3 separate regions of the Homo sapiens genome follow, and regions 2 and 3 are each linked to region 1. Evidence: chromatin contacts called from ENCODE Hi-C or POLR2A ChIA-PET data. All regions are on one chromosome and are shown on one strand. The core of a region is the stretch at or near the end of the contact, and the rest is flanking DNA. Distances in the headings are between cores, read along the strand shown.

Region 1 (2,667 bases), core at 98-2,597:
CAGGAGTTTGAGGCTGCAGTGGGCCATGATAACACCCCTGCACTCCAGCCTGGGTAATCCCAGCACTTTGGGAGGCTGAGAAGGGTGGATAGCTTGAGTCCAGGAGTTTCAGAGCAGCCTGGCCAACATGCAAAACCCTGTCTCTACCAAAAAATACAAAAATTAGCTAGGTGTGGTGCGGTGGTGCATGCCTGTAATCCCACCACTTAGGGAGGCCAGGTCAGGTGGATCGCTTGAGTCCAGCAGTTCTAGAGCAGCCTGGCCGATATGGCAAAACCCCATCTCTACAAAAAATACAAAAATTAGCCAGGCATGGTGGCTCACGCCTGTAATCCCAGCTACTCATGAGGCTGAGATGGGAGGATCGCTTGAATCCAAGAGGCGGAGGTTGCAGTGAGCCGAGATCCCACCACTGGGCTCCAGCCTACGCGACAGAGCAAGACCCTGTTTCAGAAAAAAAAAAAAAAAAAAAAAAATCACACCTCTAATCCCAGCACTTTGGGAGGCCAAGGTGGGTGGATAACCTGAGGTCAGGAGTTTGAGACCAGCCTGGCCAACATGGTGAAATCCTGCCTCTACTAAAAATACAAAAATCAGCTGGGTGTGGTGGCACGCACCTATAATCCCAGCTACTCAAGAGGATGAGCCAGGAGAATTGCTTGAACCTGGGAGGTGGAGGCTGCAGTGAGCCGAGATCGTGCCACTGCACTGCAGCCTGGGCGATGGAGTGAGACTCCGTCTCAGAATAAATAAATAAATAAATAAATAAATAAATAAATAAATAAGAGTCCTAGAGACAGGGGAAAACAGAGACCCAGAGATAGAGATGCAGTGACCCAGGAGAATGGACGGGGACCCAGAGAGAAAGAGAAGGGGCCTAAGATTCTGAAAGAAAGGTCATGGCTAGAAGAGAGAGAGGTTCAGGACCCCGAGTATCCCCCATGTTCTCACCTCCCAGCCCTCCCCGGTGTCCCCAAACTCCTTCCTCTGAGTGGATGCGAGGAACTCCTCCAGGGTCACGAGGCGGTCCTGGTTGGTGTCCACCTGGGGAGCCAGATAAGGGTGAGTGACAGAGCTGGGGGCCCGTCCTCTCCCCCGCCTGGCCCCCACCTCACATTCTTCATCACATGCTCCCGCATGCGCAGTCGCTCCTCCTCCATCTCCCGCATGTCGTCCTCCTCATTCTTTGGGTCGTACACTTTCTCCAGCTGCAGGAGCAAGCGAGAGGCAGACAGCATTGAGAGGTCCCCAGCGAGCTCATTCCCGACAACTTCAACTCCCAGCAGTCCTTTGGGCACGCTACCACTCCTGGGAGCCGTTTTTGCCCCAGGGGCTGATGGGAGTTGTAGTTTTCACTGAGCTCCCATCCAGGGGGATTTAAGGGGACTGCAGGAGGAAACAAGTGGCTGATTTGGGCGTCCCTCCAGGTGCCCGAGGCTTCCAAGATGCTCACCTCCTTGGTGAAGAGTGCCTCCAGCTCCTGCTCATCCAGGACACCATCACTGTTGATATCTGAAGGGAAGAGGATAGCAAGGTATCTCAGGGGACCGAGGACGGGATGTGTAAGGTCCCTGGTGAAGAAATTTTGGGCTGATGTGGGGTCTGTTATCAGAGGACAGGTAACTACGGGTCTCCCGCGGTGGAACGGTGGCCCCCAGGCTTTAGTACCCCACTAGACCCGTTGCTAGGGCCACTGCCTAGCGACCAGGGGGTTGAGAATGGAATAGATCAAAGGGAGGGTTCGAGGAAACATGCTTGGGTCACTGTCATGCAGGATTCTCTGGCCCTGGCATTCAGTGCTCTGGACACAGAGTCAGCTCCAGGGTTATCAGGGACCTCTGCCTCCCAGACAACCAGGCCAGTGCCGACTCCAGTTGTGAGGGGAGCCTCTCCTACCAACGTAGACCCCACAGCTGCAGGGCTTCAGGCTCGGTCAGCCACACTTCCTGTCCTCACCACCGGCCCTCCTTCCTCGGCTCCCTCAGACAAGCACAACCTTCCTCCTGAGGAGGAGGCCAGGAACCCTCATCTTGCAAATCCAGTGGTTAATTTCCACCTGCATCTGACTTGACTTTCTGCCCTTGGCTTCCAGAACATGATTCTGTCCTCTCTGGCTGCCCCTCCACCTCCTTTGACGGCTCCATCCTCTTCCTGACCTCCACATGCTAGTGTGGCCCAGGGCTCAGGCCTGGGGGTCTCTTCTCTGCCTAAACTCTGGATCTGCGCTGTCCAGTACAGTAGCCGCTAGCCACATGGGCTGTTTAAATGTAAATTGATTAAGATTAAAGAAAATGTAGGGGCCAAATTTAGGGGCTCATGCCTGTAATCCCAGTACTTTGGAAGGCTAAGGCAAGATCATTTGAGCACATTAAGTTCGAGACCAGCTTAGAAAAGATGGCTAGACCCCGTCTCTACAAAAAAAAAAAAAAAAGTAAAAAATTGGGCCGGGTGCGGTGGCTCACGCCTGTAATCCCAGCACTTTGGGAGGCCGAGGCAGGAGGATCACCTGAAGTCAGGAGTTCAAGACCAGCCTGGCCAGCATAGTAAAACCCCGTCTCTACAAAAATACAAAAATTAGCCAGGCATAATGCCAAGTGCCTGTAACCCCAGCTACTCAGGAGGCTGAGGCAGGAGAATAGCTTGAACCTGGGAGGCGGGGGTTGCAGT
Region 2 (2,667 bases), core at 51-2,550, 210 kb after region 1:
CCTGGAGCGCATGCGCGGCGGCGCGCCGCCCCGCGAGCGGCCGAAGCCGCGGCGCGAGGACAGTCCCGCGGGTGCTCCCTGGCCGCGCCTCAAGCCCAAGGCCCTGGCAGCCGCCCGGCGTCAGGGCTCGGTGAGGGCGGGGCTATGAGCTTGCGGACCAATGAAGAGAAAGCAAAGTGGGCCGGGGCGGGGTGTCGAAAAAACTAGCCAATGAAGTGTGGGGGCGAGGACCAGCGGTAGGAAGCCTTGAAGGCGAGGGGACGTGGTTCAGACTAACAGGGGGCGGATCTTTAGAGAAGAGGAGCCAATGAAAGAATAGGGGGCGAGGCCAAAGGGGTTGATGAGCGAGGGGTCGCGAGAGGATCAAGGGGTGGAGCCACACGTTGCGAGTGGGTGGGGTTGCGCCCTGTGGGCATGGCTTATGGGCGCTCGCCCTCTTGGCTGCTCTAGGTCAAGCCCAGCGCAGCATCTCACAGGCCACCTCTTCCACGTGCCGCGGATACCCCGGGGACGGCTCCGGCTCCAACTCCCACTCCGGCTCCTGCTGCAGCTCCAGCCCTGACCCCTTCCTCAGGGCCGGGCTCAGCGGCTCTGACTCTGGAGGAGGAGCTGCAGGAAGCGATCCGGAGGGCGCAGGTAAGAGGGTGTGGGTTGAATCCGGCTAGGGTTCTCCAGTCAGGTCCAGGTCGCAGTCCCGAGTTCACGCCAAATTTCTCCATCCGCAGTTGCTTCCTAACCGGGGCATCGATGACATCCTGGAGGATCAGGTGGAGCCTGATGGTAGGATCCAAACTGCTAGATTTAGGGGAGGTGGGGGCTGAGGTTCTGGACTCCTGCGTCCAAGGGAGGCGTGAGCTGGGGAGCTGGATCCTGGAAATGGGGTATGGGGGGCTGGCGCCCGGACCCCTGACTTTCCAAGCTCATGTACCATTCTTTATCCCGCAGACCCCCTGCCCCCTATTCCCCTGGACTTCCCTGGCTCCTTCGACGTGCTGTCCCCCTCCCCGGACTCTGAAGGCCTCTCATCTGTTTTCTCCTCTTCACTCCCGTCTCCCACGAACTCCTCCTCCCCTTCTCCCAGGGACCCCACGGACTCCCTGGACTGGCTGGAGGCCCTGAGCGGGGGTCCTCCTCTGGGTTCTGGTCCCCCACCCCCCAGCATCTTCTCCGCTGACTTATCTGACTCCAGCAGCAGCCGGCTGTGGGACCTGCTGGAGGATCCATGGTGATGGATTCTAGGATTTACAGAGACAGAGAACTGATGGGGGTGGAGAGAAGCTCCTTGTGGGAGGAGAGGGAACTACCAGCAGAGCCCCTCCTACCGCAGACACAGGATCGGAGACAACCTCCAACCCCACCTGCCTCCTGAAGTGCTGCTGACATGCAACTGCCTTAACTTTGCCTACCTGGCCTCCTTATGATCCCCCTCCGGCGTGGTATGGTTGGGGGGCTTCTTTTGCTGCTGGCCACGGCAAACAAGCTGCTTGCTGCTTCCTTCAGAGACCTCATGGATGTTCTTACATGCCCCCGACCCCGGTAGATGGCTCCCTGTTGTTTGGGGAGCCTGGAAGGTGGTTATGCCTTTTGGATGCAGGAGAGGAGCAAGAAAGAGTGGAGAGGGAGAATGGGGGAGCCGGACCCTGACCTCCCTGGGTTCTGGTTGGAGATGAAAAAATTAGAAGCATCAGGTCTAAGATCAGCTTCTCTTGGAAGCAGAGCCTGAGACAAGATATAAATGCCAGTCATTTATTAAAGAAGTGTTCTGGCTGGGTGCGGTGGCTCACGCCTGCGATCCCAGCACTTTGGGAGGCTGAGGCAAGTGGATCACCTGAGGTCAGGAGTTCGAGACCAGCCTGGCCAACATGGTGAAACCCTGTCTCTACCAAACACACACACACAAAAAAAAATTAGCTGGGCATGGTGGCACATGCCTGGAATCCCAGCTACTTGGGAGGTTGAGGCAGGAGAATCGCTTGAACCCGGGAGGCGGAGGTTGTGGTGAGCTAAGATCGCTCCATTGCACTCCAGCCTGGGCAACAGGAGCTAAACTCCATCTTAAAAAAAAAAAAAGAGAGAGAGAAAAAGAAAGAAATGTTCCCAGGAGAAACCAGCAGAAGAGTGGGGAAAACAGGACAGCAAAGGGGAAGAGGAGCAAGAGGTGACTTCAGGTGAAGTTCCAACCTCAGCCTAATCCTGCAGGGAGCTCCAGAGCACAAATTAAGTTGTGGAGTCTTTCCTGTCTTGGGACACATGGAACTGGGCCTTTGTATCTCCCTGTTTGAGCTTATTATAGCCAAACAACAAACCAGGCTCAGTGGCAAACGCCTGTAATCCCAGCACTTTGGGAAGCTGAGGCAGGCAGATCACTTGAGGCCAAGAATTCAAGACCAGCCTGGCCAACATGGTGAAACCCATCTCTACTAAAAATACATAAAAACTGGGCCGGGCACGGTGGCTCACACCTGTAATCCCAGCACTTTGGGAGGCCAAGGTGGGCGGATCACGAGGTCAGGAGATCGAGACCATCCTGGCTAACACGGTGAAACCCGGTGAAACCCTGTCTCTACTAAAAATACAAAAAAATTAGCTGGGCATGGTGGCATGTGCCTGTAGTCCCAGCTACTCGGGAGGCTGAGGCAGGAGAATGGCGTGAACCCGGGAGGCGGA
Region 3 (2,667 bases), core at 76-2,575, 210 kb before region 1:
CATCCGCAGCCGCTCCCGGACCTGGGGATCGGGGCAGGGCAACAGTCAGCTGGAGACAAGATCCAGTTTAGGACAGTTGCCCCTGGTCCAGAACACCCCTGGGACGGATCCGATAGGGCAGCGTTGGGGCTCCTGTCTCCATAACGGGTATGCAGCCGCAACCAGCTATCCAATCTGCCCCATCCACTGTTAGCCCCCATCCTGGTTTATTTTTCTGCTATCAACCAGTCAGGTCCCAGTCTATGTATCCTGTCCCAATCAATCACAGTCAACATTCTTCCAACTCAGAACATCCCCAACCAATCACGGCCAGAATCTCTCCCACTCAGAACAGCCCCAGTCAACTATAGGTTTCCATTCTCCACCCCTGCTCTTCTAATTCTCATACCTTCTCATCCAGGGCCTTGTGGTGCTCGAAGAGAGACTTTAGAGCTTTGAGCACTTCTACCTCCGAGGAGACCCCACCCGGGGACTGGGCCTGGCGCTTCACCACGGTCATGCGCAGTGACCTCTCGTGCCTGGACACCAGGCACTCCAGGTGTTCCAGGAGCAGCTGCAAGCACACGGCATGGGGTCAAGGAAAAGAGGCAAGGGAAAAGGGGCAGATGTGAGAAAAAGGGTGACAGGTAGGGCGGACACATGGAGGAAAAGATGGAGCCATATAAAGGAGCACCGAGACAGGTCAGGAAAAGAGAGGAGGTCGGGGTCAAGGAACCGGTGGTACAGAAAAGAGAAAAGTTATGGAGACAGGGAGGAAGGAGTGGCACCAGAGTGGGAGACCAGCCAGGAAGTGGGAGCAGGGAAGAGGAGAAGACAGAAAGGCGAGATGGGGGAAAAAAATAGGTCACGCTGCAACACTGAGAGGCCCCGCCCCCCACTTCAACACCACGAGGCCCCGCCCCCACTTAGGCCCCGCCCTCAACACCCCTCACCCGCGTGTTGTTCCGTTCCGCCTTCAGCTCTGCAATCTCTTCCTCCCTCTCCAGCAGCTGCTCCCGACATAAGTTCAGCTCCTTCGTCAGAGCTGCAAACTCCTGTCCAGACATTGGCAGGATCTGGACATTCGGCTCAATCCTTTCCCTGTCTCCTTCATTCACTGGGACTGGAAGTTTGAAGGTCCCGCCCTCCCTGCTAAGTCCCGCTGTCCCTTGCCACTCAGGCCCCGCCCATTAACGGCAAGCCTCGCCCAGACTCCTCCCTTCCAGGCGCCAAGCCCGGCCCCTTCCGGACCGCCTTCTTCCCCCCGAGGCCCCGCCCCCTCATGCCCCGCCCCTGTCCCGCCCAGACCTGGGGCAGCGCGATGCTGAGCTGGCGCTGCAGCGAGTCCTTCTCGTGGCCGAGCTCGCGCAGCCGCAGCTGCGCTGTAGCCAACCCGTCCTGTGCCTCGCGCAGCGTCTCCAGCAGGCGCTCGCGCTCCGTGAGCATCGTGACCATGAGGCGCTCCAGCTCCCCGCCCGCCTCGTCCGGGCCCAGCGCCGAGCCCCGCCGGCCATCCTCGCTGATGGTGGGCATCACCTCGCACATCATGGCGGCGGTGCGGGCCTGCGGGGCGGGGAGGGCAAGGAACAGACCGGCCTTGTCAAGGCACAACAGAGAAACTGAGGCACAGCCACTCGGATACCACGTAGGGGAAATAGTTGGGGGCAAACCAAGCACTGCACAGAAGAAACTGAGGCCCAGGCACTGTGATCATGACACAGGGAAACAGGCACCGCCACCCTGTCACTCCACCGGGGAAACCAAAGATTGGCCACCAGGTGCTGCCAGGGGAAACTGAGGCCTATTATTATTATTATTTTTTTTTAACAGGGTCTCACTCTGTCACCCAGGCTGGAGTTCAGTGGCGCGATCACGGCCCACTGCAGCCTGAACGACCCAGACTCGAGCAGTCCTCCCAACTCAGCCTCCTGAGTAGCTGCGACTACAGGCACACACCAGCATACCTGGCTAATTTTTTTCTTTTCTTTTCTTTTCTTTTCCTTTCCCTACTTTCTTTTTTTTTTTTTTTTTTTTTTTTAGCTGGAGTGATCTGTCACCCAGGCTGGAGTGCAGTGATGCGATCTCGGCTCACTGCAGCCTCCACCTCCCGGGTCCCGGTTCAAGCAATTCTCCTCCCTCAGCCTCCCGAGTAGCTGGGATTACAGGAACCCGCCACCATGCCCAGCTAATTTTTGTATTTTTAGTAGAGACAAGGTTTCACCATGTTGGCCAGGCTGGTCTCGAACTCCTGACCTCGTGATCTGCCCGCCTCGGCCTCCCAAAGTGCTGGGATTACAGACGTGAGCCACCGCGCCTGACCTTTTTTTTTTTTTTTTTTTTTGTGGAGATGAGGTCTCACTCCTGGACTCAAGGGATCCTCCTGCCTCAGCATCCCAAAGTATGCCACTGTGCCTGTGCCATTGCTCTTAGGAAAACAGTCCTGGCTACCTGGGTGAGAGGATTTGGGAAAACTGAGGTCAGACTCCAACAGACAGTGGCAGCAAACCTAAGCCTAGCCCACTCAAAGGAACCAAAGCTGGCCGACCCTGGTATCGTATGAGTGAATGTGGAGAAAATCAGTGTCTACCTATTCTGGCTCTACTGAGAATCCCCCTCAACCCACTGCATGGGTAGGAAAACTGAGGCCCAGACCAGAACCATGCCTTAAGAAGGCCACAGGGCCAAGGG

The links. Hi-C counts contacts between places; a loop is a spot of excess contacts on that map. ChIA-PET counts read pairs that join two places held with the same protein, here RNA polymerase II (POLR2A). Pooled maps may share reads with other maps.
Region 2: POLR2A ChIA-PET joins it to region 1 with 23 read pairs in H1. The contact joins the enhancer-like site here to the promoter of NUCB1-AS1 in region 1. A Hi-C loop is called at or near these places in 2 of 168 maps with a recorded cell type or tissue (B cell and naive thymus-derived CD4-positive, alpha-beta T cell), 1 of 37 single-sample maps with no recorded cell type and 12 of 50 pooled maps. POLR2A ChIA-PET finds 5 or more read pairs at or near these places in 4 of 52 experiments (A549, GM10248, H1 and 1 more).
Region 3: a loop to region 1 is called in a pooled map, with 2.8 times the contacts of the local background. The contact joins the enhancer-like site here to the promoter of NUCB1-AS1 in region 1. A Hi-C loop is called at or near these places in 1 of 37 single-sample maps with no recorded cell type and 8 of 50 pooled maps. POLR2A ChIA-PET finds 5 or more read pairs at or near these places in 3 of 52 experiments (Caco-2, GM10248 and endothelial cell of umbilical vein).

What each region holds. Positions count from the first base shown.
Region 1 is chr19:48,917,571-48,920,237 of GRCh38, reverse strand. NUCB1-AS1 (NUCB1 antisense RNA 1) reads left to right here and starts at 1,347. Exons shown (of 2, transcript NR_046633.1): 1 at 1,347-1,534. It overlaps NUCB1 (nucleobindin 1), which reads right to left. Exons shown (of 13, transcript NM_006184.6): 8 at 1,454-1,512; 9 at 1,116-1,208; 10 at 952-1,044. RefSeq lists an enhancer at 649-1,148.
Region 2 is chr19:48,711,829-48,714,495 of GRCh38, reverse strand. It overlaps MAMSTR (MEF2 activating motif and SAP domain containing transcriptional regulator), which reads left to right. Exons shown (of 10, transcript NM_001130915.2): 7 at 1-130; 8 at 451-636; 9 at 726-780; 10 at 946-1,771. The coding sequence ends at 1,229. Among named protein-coding and RNA genes, the nearest start is that of MAMSTR, 6.6 kb to the left of the region's middle. RefSeq lists a silencer at 1-168. Within about 2 kb of position 1,300, at least 4 of the 41 ENCODE cell types and tissues checked have a DNase peak (open chromatin) inside an H3K27ac peak, as active enhancers do.
Region 3 is chr19:49,126,734-49,129,400 of GRCh38, reverse strand. It overlaps PPFIA3 (PPFI scaffold protein A3), which reads right to left. Exons shown (of 30, transcript NM_003660.4): 2 at 1,288-1,542; 3 at 933-1,034; 4 at 389-553; 5 at 1-21. The coding sequence starts at 1,527. Among named protein-coding and RNA genes, the nearest start is that of PPFIA3, 8.5 kb to the right of the region's middle. RefSeq lists a silencer at 1,129-1,528. Within about 2 kb of position 1,325, at least 9 of the 41 ENCODE cell types and tissues checked have a DNase peak (open chromatin) inside an H3K27ac peak, as active enhancers do.